Linked DNA regions of Homo sapiens: region 1 is linked to region 2. A link is a contact called in ENCODE Hi-C data. All regions are on one chromosome and are shown on one strand. The core of a region is the stretch at or near the end of the contact, and the rest is flanking DNA. Distances in the headings are between cores, read along the strand shown.

What was found. A loop is a pair of places that touch in the nucleus more often than their neighbours do. Pooled maps may share reads with other maps.
Region 1: a pooled map shows a loop between it and region 2 (2.7-fold over the local background). The contact joins the promoter of GGTLC1 here to the enhancer-like site in region 2. A Hi-C loop is called at or near these places in 3 of 168 maps with a recorded cell type or tissue (Caco-2, endothelial cell of umbilical vein and mammary epithelial cell), 1 of 37 single-sample maps with no recorded cell type and 9 of 50 pooled maps.

Annotation. Positions count from the first base shown.
Region 1 is chr20:23,987,408-23,993,616 of GRCh38, forward strand. It overlaps GGTLC1 (gamma-glutamyltransferase light chain 1), which reads right to left and starts at 1,372. Exons shown (of 6, transcript NM_178311.3): 1 at 1,202-1,372. It also overlaps the pseudogene POM121L3P.
Region 2 is chr20:24,164,662-24,170,979 of GRCh38, forward strand. No RefSeq gene overlaps it. Among named protein-coding and RNA genes, the nearest start is that of LINC01721, 32 kb to the right of the region's middle. RefSeq lists an enhancer at 1-66. Within about 2 kb of position 1,275, at least 2 of the 41 ENCODE cell types and tissues checked have a DNase peak (open chromatin) inside an H3K27ac peak, as active enhancers do.

The DNA of each region.
Region 1 (6,209 bases), core at 122-2,621, 180 kb before region 2:
TGGGTGGGAGAAAGAGAAGAATCAAGGATGGCGCCGACTAGCGAGGTAAACTCTGCAGAAGGGGCAGGTTTGGGGATGGTCAGGAGCTTGATTTTGGATACTTCATCAGACCTGAAGAGCATGGGTGCACGTATAAAAAAAATAAATAAATAAGCATGGGTTCACGGGCAAGGGCGGGCTGAGAGATGAACATGGAGGTATTGACATTGAGTGGCTGCTGGATGCCATGAGCCTGGCCAAGGTCCCCAAGGCAGTGGCGAGGAGGAGATGAGGAGGTCAAGGAGGAGACAGAGAGGATGGACCCGAAGGCCGAAGAAAATGCCTCAAGGGAGTTTCAACACCGGGCGCGGTGGCTCACGGCTGTAATCCCAGCACTTTGGGAGGCCGAGGCCTGTAATCCCAGCACTTTGGGAGGGCGGATCACGACGTCAGGAGATCGAGACCATCCTGGCTAACACAGTGAAACCCCGTCTCTACTAAAAATACAAAAAATTAGCCGGGTGTGGTGGCGGGCGCCTGTAGTCCCAACTCCAGAGGCTGAGGCAGGAGAATGGCGTGAACCCGGTAGGCGGAGCTTGCGGTGAGCCGAGATCAGGCCACTGGAATCCAGGCTGGGCGACAGAGGGAGACTCCATCTCAAAAAAAAAAAAAAAAAAAAAAAGAGTCTGGCTCTGTTGCCCAGGCTGGAGTGCAGTGGCGTGATCTCGGCACATCACAATCCCTTCCCCACCCCCGGGTTCAAGTGATTCTTGTGTCTCAACCGCCGGAGTAGCTGGGACTACAGGCGCATGCCACCATGTCTGACTAAATTTGTATTTTTACTAGAGACGGGGTTTCGCTATGTTGGCCAGGCTGGTCTCCAACTCCTGAGCTCGTGATCCGTCCGCTCCGACCTCCCAAAGTGCTAGGATTATAGGCATAAGCCACCACGCCCGGCCTCTTTTTTTTCTTTTTCTTTATTTGGAGACTGAGTTTTGCACTTGTTGCCCAGGCTGGAGTGCAATGGCGCGATCTCAGCTCACTGCAATCTCCACCTCAGCAGGAGAGCAGGAATCTTCAGTGATCCACGGGCAGATCTGCCGCCATTGTGGGCACCTGTTCCTCCCGCGACCTTTGTGCCCGTGTCTCTCCTTCCAGTACCTATTGCATGACCCCCCACGTCCGCCTCCCGCCATTGCCAGCAAGTGCCTTGCGCGGGTACCTGGCTGCGCTTATTAATCCGTTAAGCTCACTCTGTCACCGGCGCCATTAAGTGCTCACGCGCCCACTCCCTCAGGTTTAAAAGGCGCGTTGCCCGGCAGCAGAAGAAACTGCTGGCTTCGCCTTTGGCCGAGTTGGCGGCTGGACGAGGACGCAGAGCCCAGCTCTCGAGAGTTCAAGCAACCGACGGTTCCCCAGGGCTCCCAGGAGCGGTTACCTGGGCACTCTGTGCCCCTCCTTCCTGTTCGGGCCCAGGCCTAGGACCTGCCAGTAGGGCTCAGTTGCCTGGAGCCGGTTCAGCCCATCCCCCAGTTCACTTTGCTTGTGGGATCTCCCCGTTGCTCCTGCCTGTGGACTGAGTGGCAGGCCATCCTACAAGCACCCGGACACTTGACATCAGTGGTGTCAAGACAACTCTAAGAAGGTTTTCCGTGATCCTGCAAGCCCTGCGTTCCTTCCTGGGATCCTGCTTTCAATTTGATTGCACAGGTACCACAGCAAGCCAGTGCTGTGTGCTCTGAGTTCCAGGGCGTCCTCCAGCTCAGCCACTCCACTGAGCACAAGGACTCTCTGTGGGGCCCAGGAGCCGGGAGTCACCCCTTTGGTGTCCAAAACACCCGGCTGTCCCCAGACTTGTGTCCAGGGAAGACAGTGTTGAGGGCCCTCAAGGAGAGCGGGGCAGGGATGCCTGAGCAGGACAAGGACCCTAGAGTCCAAGAGAATCCTGATGATCAGAGAAGGGTCCCCGAGGTCACCGGGGATGCACGGTCTGCATTTCGGCCCCTGCGGGACAATGGAGGCCTCTCTCTCCCTTTGTGCCCGGGCCCGGGCCTCTGCAGACAGACCTCCATACCCAGAGGTGAGAAATCAGATATAACCAGACATCCCAGACCTCCTGGACGAGCTCCTGCACCAAACGAAATGCCATCTCCAGCTCCTGCAGCTCCACGGGAGGCTTGCCGGGGCTAAAGCGGAGGAGGGGACCAGCCTCATCCCACAGCCAGCTGACCCTCAGTTCCTCAAAGACAGTGGGTGAGGACAGGCTTCAGGCTGTCTCTTCGGGTCACACCCAGTGTGAAAAGGCAGCAGATATAGCACCAGGGCAGACACTCACCCTCAGGAATGACTCCTCCATATCCGAGGCCTCTAGGCCCAGTATACACAAGTTTCCCCTGCTGCCATGCAGGCGAGGGGAGCCTTTGATGCTGCCACCTCCCTTAGAGCTGGGGTACCGGGTCACTGTTGAAGACCTGGACCGGGAGAAGGAGGCAGCATTCCAGCGCATCAATAGTGCACTGCAGGTTGAGGACAAGGCCATCTCGGACTGCAGACTCTCACGGCCTTCCCACACTTTGTCCTCACTTGCAACAGGGACTTCTGGTCTGCCTGCCGTTTCTAAAGCACCCAGTATGGATGCACAGCAGGAGAGACACAAGTCCCAAGACTGCCTGGGCCTACTGGCCCCCCTAGCACCTGCTGCAGAGGTCCCCTCTACAGCTCCCATGTCTGGGAAGAAGCACAGACCACCAGGCCCCCTGTTCTCCTCCTCAGATCCCCTTCCTGCCACCTCTTCCCACTCCCAGGACTCAGCCCAGGTCACCTCGCTGATTCCTGCCCCCTTCCCAGCTGCAAGCATGGATGCGGGCATGAGAAGAACAAGCCCTGGCACTTCTGCTCCTGCAGCCGCAGCAGCCCCTCCCCCCTCCACATTGAACCCCACGTTGGGGTCACTACTAGAGTGGATAGAGGCCCTTCACATTTCTGGGCCTCAGCCACAGCTGCAGCAGGTGCCCAGAGGTCAGAACCAGAGATCCCAGACCTCCCGGACCAGCTCGTGCCCCAAACGAAAGGCCATCTCCAGCTCCTACAGCTCTACGGGAGGCCTCCCGGAACGAAAGCGGAGGAGGGGGCCAGCCTCATCCCACTGCCAGCTGACCCTCAGTTCCTCAAACACAGTGAGTGAGGACGGACCTCAGGCTGTCTCTTCGGGTCACACCCATTGTGAAAAGACGGCAGATACAGCACCAGGGCAGACACTCGCCCCCAGGGGTGGCTTCCCCAGATCCCAGGCCTCTAGGCCCTGTAGACACAAGTTTCCCCTGCTGCCACGCAGGCGAGGGGAGCCTTTGATGCTGCCTCCTCCCTTAGAGCTGGGGTACCGGGTCACTGCTGAAGACCTGGACCGGGAGAAGGAGGTGGCATTCCAGCGCATCAAGAGTGCACTGCAGGTTGAGGACAAGGCCATCTAGGACTGCAGACCCTCATGGCCTTCCCACACTTTGTCCTCACTTGCAACAGGGGCTTCTGGTCTGCCTGCCATTTCTAAAGCACCCAGTATGGATGCACAGCAGGAGAGACACAAGTCCCAAGACTGCCTGGGCCTAGTGGCCCCCCAGCATCTGCTGCACAGGCCTGTAGTCCCAGCTACTCGGGAGGCTGAGGCAGGAGAACGGCATAAACCCGGGAGGCAGAGCTTGCAGTGAGCTGAGATTGTGCCACTGCACTCCAGCCTGGGTGGCAGAGCGAGACTCCGTCTCAAAAAAAAAGAAAAAGAAAAAAAAGTTCTTGTGACATTTGTGTATGAAATCAGCCTTCACTACATGGATAGGACCAGCACGCTTCCGCGGCACGACTCTGCAATCTTACTACATTTTTTTTTTATTTTGTATTTTATTTATTCCTTTTGAGACAGAGTCTCACTCTGTCACCCAGGCTGAAGTGCAGCCGAGATCTCGGCTCACTGCAACCTCCACCTCCTGGGTTCAAGCAATTCTCCTGTCTCAGCCTCCCAAGTAGCTGGGACTACAGGCACATGTCAAAACGCCCGGCTAATTTTTGTAATTTTAGTAGAGATGGAGTTTTGCCATATTGGTCAGGCTGGTCTCGAACTCCTGACCTCAGGTGATCGACCTGTCTTAGCCTCCCGAAGTGCTAGGATTACAGGTGTATGTTTATTTATTTATTTAAGATGGAATCTTGCTCTGTATTTATTAATTTATTTATTTGAGATGGAGTCTTGCTCCATCGCCCAGGCTAGACTGCAGTGGTGCAATCTCGGCTCCCTGCAACCTCTGACTTCCAGTTTCAAGCGATTCTCCTGCCTCAGTGTCCCAAGTAGCTGGGATTACAGGTGCCTGCCACCACAGCTGGCTAATTTTTGTATTTTTAGTAGAGACAGTGTTTCACCATCTTGGCCAGGCTGGTCTCGGGCTCCTGACCTCATGAGCCACCTGCCTCAGCCTCGCAAAGTGTTGGGACTACAGGTCTAAGGCACCATGCTCGGCCATATTTATTTATTTAATTATTTAGAGACAAAGTCTTGCTCTGTCACCCAGGCTGGAGTGCAGTGGCGCCATCTCAGCTCACTGCAGCCTCCGCCTCCGAGGTTTAAGCGATTCTCATGCCTCAGCCTCCTGAGTAACTGGGACTACAGGTACTCACCACCATGCAGGGATATTTTTTTCTATCTTTTTGTAGAGACACAGTTTCACCATGTTGGCCAGGCTGGTCTCGAACTCCTGACCTTAGGTGATCGGACAGCCTCGTCCTCTCAAAGTACTGGGATTACAGGCATGAGTCACCATACCTGGCCTCTCACTACATTTAAGTGATGCCATGGCTCATGCCTGTAATCCTAGCATTTTGGGAGGCCAAGGCAGGTGGATTACCTGAGGTCAGGAGTTCGACACGAGCCTGGCCAACATGGGGAAACCCCGTCTCTAGTAAAAATACAAAAATTAGTCAGGCATGGTGGTACAAGCCTGTAGGCCCAGCTACTTGGAAGGCTGAGGCAGGAGAATCACTTTAACTGGGAGGCAAAGGTTGCAGTGAGCCAATATCATGCCACTGCACTCCAGCTTGGGTGACAGAGTGAGACATCATCTCAAAAAAAAAAAAAAAGAAAAGAAAAACATATGATGCCGGGGCATCTTGGCCTCAATACCTGCATGAGCACAGTCATGTCCAGGCCAGGGCTGCTGGTCGAGGTCCGGCCCCATCTCTTCCAGCAGAAAGGGAGTAAGCTTGCAGGGAGGCTGGGGGACAAGATCCCAGGATCTCAGCCTCTGCTCATGGATGAGCTCTGAGACCCCAAGTGAGCTGGGGGTGCTCCGTGCGCATTGGTTTCCCCAGCTGTCAAGTAAAGGGATTGGATGAGGAAGTCTTGTCAAGGTGGAATGATCTCAGATTTGGGGCAGCAGTGAATGATCCCGCTCCCTGGGCCGTGCCAGTGTCCCGGCCTCAGCTGAACACAGCCCCAACACTCTGGAATGGGGATGAGGGGGCAGTCAGCTCTTGCTCCTAGTAAGAGAGATGCAATAGGGCTCTGTGGCTGAGCTGGGTGCCTTGCCTCACACCTGTAATCCCAACCTTTGAGAGGCTGAGGCGGGAGGATTGCTTGAGGCCGGGAATTTTGAGAATAGCCTGGACAACATAGCCAGACCCCATGTCTACAAAATAATAATAAAACACACAGCTATAGTCCAAGCTACTTGGCAGGCTGAGGCAGGAAGGTCCCTTGAGTCCGGGAATTGGAGGCTGCATTGAGCTATAATCGCACCACTGCACTCCAGCTTGGGTGACAAACTGAGACCCTGTCTCTAAAAGAAAAAAAATCGGCCTGTGAGCATGGGTTTGATTTTCAAACAGGACCCGGAGGGTAGGGACAGACAGTGCTGTCACCCTTAGGTGCTGAACACTCAGAAACAGGCCAGCGGCAGCCCTTTCCTCACCTGCAGACACCAGATTGGGCAGGACACCACGTGGCACTTGCAGCTCTTGCAGTGAGGGCAGAACCCAGTGTCAACCCTTCTGCCTGTGGGAGGGGCTGCTGAGGCCTGCGGAGAGGCCAGGGTGGAGGCTCGTCCCCTTGTCCAGCCCTTGGCATGGTCTCCATCAGGTTCCCAGCCCACCAGTGCAGGGCGCCCCTGAGCCTGCTGCTGCCACGGGCCCGGTCTCTACCCAGGACGTCCCCCCACCCTCGCAGTGTCAGGGAAATTATCATGGTGGCG
Region 2 (6,318 bases), core at 25-2,524:
AAATGCACTCCTGATAAGTTGCTCCCCACTGAGGGTTGGCTGGGATTATGATTGTCTTACTTTTTTGTGTTTTTCAGCATTTCACAAATAAAGACAAGACAGGATAAAGATAGAAAGTAATTTCCAATATTGCATTTGTATATGTGCTAGTTTTTCTCCCATGTTGAAAGGACTTTGCACAAAGTTGCCCTCCGAGACCAGCTCATGCTTCTAGAACCAACCCTGCCTGGACACCCAGCGAGCACTGCCTGGTTTGGATTTGAGCGCTCACAATTTCCTCTGCCCCAGTTGGGAGATTATAGGCTGTGCAGTTCATAGGAAAGTTTTGATTTCTGATACTTTAATTTTCCTTGAGTTTCAGGAAAACAAATGTGATATGAATGAGTGTTAACATATACCCTTATCGGCACAGTCAGAGAGGTGAAACTCTTGCACGAAGCTTGCCCCATGTGTCAATATTCCATGACTTCAGCTGAATAACTGTGTCTAAAAAACACACAATCAGCCACCATGTCAGCAGAAAACAAAATGCTAATTTTTAGGCTTCCTCACCTCATCTCCTGCTTGCTAGAGATGGAGGAATTAGGGGTGGGGCAGGAAAACAAAGGAGCAACATGTTATAAACTTGGCCTTTTTTCTCTAAGCACAGTCTAGGCCCAAAGCAGACCCAGGGCACAGTTCCTTCCAGGAAGCGTCATCGATGAGAAACTGGACTGTTACTTTCCACCCTGTGACTTTTCACAGGGTGGAGAAGTGAGGACGTTTCAGAATAAGGGAGCTTATTTTGCCTGGAAAAGAAAAGCTTGAGAGGAGATCATTTTTCATTTTGACATTTCCCGGGGATATAGTACTGGCCTGGTATTGTTTCATTTCAGAGCTTGTCTAGAATGGAAAACAAACAAAAGAAATGAACCAAAAAAAAAAAAAATGAAAAGAAGGAAACCAAATAAACTCAGGCCCCAGAGAGAAGATCTGAACCAGGCCTGCAGCATGGTCAGTCTCTGGCCTCCCACACTCACTTCCGTGAGGCTGCCTGCAGGTCCAGCCAATTGGCTTGGGTGCCAAGAACACCCAAAAGAATACTCCAAGGCAGTGTTCTCAAGTTGATCCATCAGGGTAAACAAAGTAATAAAACATGCTTTTATTTTTATCTCAACCTTTTAAATATTTTATTGTAATGCATATTTCACAAGGTATTGAGTACAAGGTATGCAGGGTACAGGAGTTTGTGGCCATCATTTATAAAGCACTAAGTAGACACATGGAGTGTGTTTCATCATAGCAGGATGTGATCAAACAGATTTGAGTCCTTGGTTTGGATGATCACCTATGACAAAGATTCTCTGCTTGACCAAACTTTAGTCAGTTTTCTGAACCTTCTCCTAGGGCTTCTGAACCTTCTCCTACACTTCCTTGTGACATCTGTTTTAGCAATCCCTGCTTTGTCAATTTAGCGAGAACTCCCCGCCCCTGATATCTGATCCCCCTCGGTGATATCTGATCAGGCTCACCATGCTCCACCATCCCCCATGATGACCTATCACCCCGACCTACCTTCAGCAGGAATCCTGTGAGGTGGCTTAGCCAGAATCCCTGTACCCCTAAAGTAGCCTCTTAGTAATTGCCCATCCACTGACCCCTCCCCCTGGTCCTTGGCTATAAATTTCCACTTGCCTATGCTGTTTTCAGAGTTGAGCCCAGTCTCTCTCCCTCGCTGCAAGATCCTTTGCTATTATCCCTGTGCCTGCCATGGCAGTCCCAAACAAAGTCTTCCTTACTGTGCTTTAACTAATGCCATTGGATATTTTTTTCTTTAACACCTGGAAAGTTGTGTGTGGTTTCCAGGGTTTCTCCAGTAGCCTAGAGCCATTTGGAATCACGAGAGTATAAGGTTGCCTCTACTAGGCCTGGCAACAGAGCCTCAAATATAAAAAAAGATAAAGGGATTAGAAAGCCCCAGGAAGCAGGATTACTGCAGGGCATAGGGCCTGGCCTGCGGTGGGCAGGAAGAACCATGGTAATCAACACATTGGTTGAGCAAATATGATTCTCCACCACTAATCCTTCATGCCATCATCTTACAAACAAACAAAAAAACAGGGAATATCAGTAGGATAGCTCTTGGCCATTCGTGATTGGACAGAGCAGCAATGCAAAGTCAAGTCAGTCTGCCTTTGCAACCTTCCCAAGTGCTTTCGGTACCCACTGCCTCATCACTGTCTCCTCCTGGCCCCTGGTGCCTCAGCGCCTGGCCTCCCAGGAATGTGCTTCATATAGCTGGCTTTTGACCCAAGGCCTGGGGTCCTCAAGGAGCCATTCTCCTGGGAGGCAGAGGCTGGGAGAGAAGATCTCTGAGGCCACAGTGTGGCCCTCCATGAAAAGGTTGGCTGCTCTTCTCAGCCTGAAGCCTCTAACCTTTTCCATCACAAGCTCACTCAGCAGTAGCCCTGGCAGGAGGCTGCACCTGGCATTTGAGAGTGAAAGGGAAATAAATGCAACCATGTGCAAGCACAAACACACCAGAAGGAAGCAAGCCTCCCAGGGTGGAAGGAGCCTTTTTGCTGTGAGACAGTAGGGATGGAAGGCTATTTCAGTCTATTTTCTTAACCTGCTGCCATGGACTCACTCCTCTGAAGTCTCCAGCCCACTCCTACATGGATAGGTCACCATGCAGGAATGGCCCTGTCTAGCACCCATCAATCATCAAGACCCCCTCCAATGGCTCATCCCCAGACCTCTCCAGGCGCTTACACCAGCCTCCACGCCCAGAGCACATGGGCCACCCTCCGTTCTTCCACACATGGCTGTTGCGGTGTGTTTCTCACTAGCTGTGTGTATTACAATGGCAGGAGCTTAGTCTTGTTCATCTTCTTACCATCTGGGCCTTGCACGATGTGTGGCACAAGATATGCAGATCCTCAGCCCACATTTGGGGAATGAATGAATTGTCCACACATAACCTCAGAAAATTACTTTAAAATGTTTAGAATAATGACAGAAAGAGCAGCCATGAGGTCAGTGCAAGTTCCAAGTGGGGTGGTCGCCAGGACGGAAAGTCCCAAAGCAATGAGGCTGAGGAAGGGCAGAGCCCTGGTGAATCTGGAGGGGCAAATTTCCACAGCACTTCCCATGCTCCTGCATGTGGCAGCCAAGCTCACAGTGGAAAAATGCGGGGTGTCCTGACTTTCCTCTTCACAAAGTAACTCACAATCATGCTGCTTTTCCTGATGCATACCTCATTTGGGGTTCTAATTTTTTGTGGAGTGTAAGATGTACACAGGAAAGTGCAAAATCCAGAGTGAGCCTGATGTGAACAAAGTGAACGCATTCAGGTTACACCAGAAGGATAAAGGAAAAAAATGATATCAGCTGCTTCAAGTCCCCTTGTGTCTCTTCCAGGAACTGCCCCTCCAAGGGGTATCCTCACTTCTCTCCACAGTGATTAATTTCAACAGTTGATCTTCAAGTCCTATGAACATGGGACTACGCAAATGTGCTCTCTTGTGTTTGGCTTCTTTAGCCCAATAATATATCTACGATTCATGCATTTTGTGTCGTGTGAATGTTGATTGTTCATTCTCATGCTGTCTAGTATTCACTGGCAAATATACTGTTGGCAATTCATTCATTCTCCTATGATGGAGCATTGGGGGTTTTGCATGTTCAGATATCTACAGTCTTCTAGGCACATGTGAACACATCCCTGGTGGGTGTGCATCTAGAAGCAAATTGCTAGTTTGTACATTTCCACTTCATAGACACTGCCAAACATTTAACAAGGTGTGATACCCGTGTTAATTAACCTTAGAGAAATGTCAATTGACTGTACAGAAAGATACATTACCGTTTCTCTGGGACTGCATAAGAATGCCATTACTCCACATTTTTGCCACTCCTTGGTATTTTCCATCGTTTTCATTTTAGCCATTCTAATTATTTTTTACATTAAATTTTATTTTGAAATAATTATAGGTTCACATGCAATTGTAAGAAATAATACAGAGAGATCCTGTGTGTCCTTTACTTAATTTCACTTAAAAGTAGCATCTTGCAAAATGATAGTACAATATTACACGAGGATATTGACATTGATGCGGTCAGGATGCAAGGCATTTCCATCACCCAGGGACCCCTAATGAGGACTTTTTGTATAGCCACATCTACTTCCTTCCATCCCTAGTCCCTCCTCAGCCCTTCACGACCACCATCTGTCATCCATTTCTATAATTTTGTCATTTCAAGAATGTTAAGTAAATAAAACCATACAATATATAATACTTCAGAATTTTTTTTGTTTCACTCAGTATAACTCTCTGAATATTCATCCAGGTTGTTTCATGTATCAATATTTTGTTCCTTTTTATTGCTAAGTAGTATTTCATAGTACAGCTGTAGCAGAGTTTAACCATTCACCCATGAAAAGTCATCTGGGTTTTTTCTAGTTTGGTGTTATTATGATTAAAGCTGTTATTAACATTTATATGAACATGTTTTTTGTGTGAACATAAATTTTAATTTCTCCAAGATAAATTCCCAAGAGTATAATTGCTGGATCATATGGTAGTTTCATGTTTAGTTTTTCTTAAAGAACCTACCAAACTATTTTCCAGGGTGGTTGTACCATTTTATGATCCCCCCTAGCAATGTATGAGTGGTGCAATTTCTCTGCATTCTCACCAGCAGTTGGTGTTACTGTGGCAGGAGGTGGAATTCAACTTCAGTGGCAGGGCTCAGACACTGGACCAAATTGAGGACTGGCTAAAACAGGTCCAGGGTAGAAGTAGCTTTCCATAAGACACACCCTTCAGTGTGCCATGTCAGTTTACCATTGCCGTGGCAACATCCAGAAGTTACCACCCCTTTCCATGGCAACCACCTGACACCCTCATCTTAGAAATTTCTGCATAAACTGCCCCCTTAATTTGCATATAATTAAAAGTGAGTATAAATATGAGTGCAGCACTACCTCTGAGCTGCTGCTCTGGACACACTGCCTGTGGGGTATCCCTGCTCTGCAACGAGCAGTACCTCTGCTGCTGCCATGCACTGCTGCTTCAATAAAAGTTGGTGTAAAAGTTGCTGTTTAACAAGTCCACTAGCTTGCCCTTTAATCCTTTTCTGGGAAGCCAAGAATCTCCCCAGGCTAAGTCCCATTTTGGGGGCTTGCCTGCCCTGCATCACTGTCACTGTTTTGTATTTTATCGACTCTGACAGGTGTGTATCGATACCTCCTCATGGTTTTAATCACCATTTTCCTAACATCTGATGATGCTGAACACCATTTCATGGGCTTTTTTGCCATATATGAACTTTTAATGCCTTTTGTCCATTTTCTAATTGGGTTATTCCTTTTTACTATTGAGTTCTGATTTTTTTTTTAATTTAGATACTTGTACTTTCTTGAACATGCAGTTTGTGAGCGATTTCTCTCAATCTGTAACTTAGTCTTTTATTCTTTTAACAGGGTCTTTTGAAAAGTAGAAGTTTTTAATTTTAATGAAGTCTAGTGTAACAATTCTTACTCTTATGGACTGGGCTTTTGGCTTTTGGTGTCTTTGCCTAGTCTTACATGTAGAAGATTTTCTATTTTTTCCCAAAAGTTTATTGTAGTTTTATTTATTGTTTTACGTTTTACATTTAAGTCAGTAATGCGTTTTGAGGTTTCTTTGTTTGTTTGTTTTGTTTTGTTCTGTTTTGTTTTGTTTTTTGAGATGGAGTCTCATTCTGTCACCCAGAATGAAGTGCAGTGGCGTGATCTTGGCTCACTGCAACCTCCACCTGCCGGGTTCAAGGGATTCTCCTGCCTCAGTCTCCCAAGTACCTGAGATTACAGGCATGCGCCACCACGCCTGGCTAATTTTTGTATTTTAGTAGAGATGAGGTTTCACCACGTTTGTCAGGCTGGTCTCAAACTCCTGATCTCATGATCTGCCGGCCTCAGCCTCCCAAAGTGCTGGGTATTTTTATATAAAATGTAAAGCTGAGGTCAAGGCTCTTATTTTTCTTTTGTTAAGGATTTTTGGTGTTTATTATAAGGGATTTTGGCAGTTTTCTTTAGTTTTTTTTTTGTACTATCTTTGATTTTTATGTTACAGAAATATTAGCTGTATTAAATGGATTGGGACATGTTTCCCCCTCTTTTGTTTTCTGGAAGAAGTAATATAGAATGTTGATTCTTTTATAACATTTGGTAGAATTCTTCACTGACATCATCTGGTCCTGGTTATTTCTTTTGGGGTTTTAAAATTATGAATTCAATTTCTTTGGTAGTTTAGGCCTATATGAATTATCTACAATAGTATTGTTCCCCTCTTATCT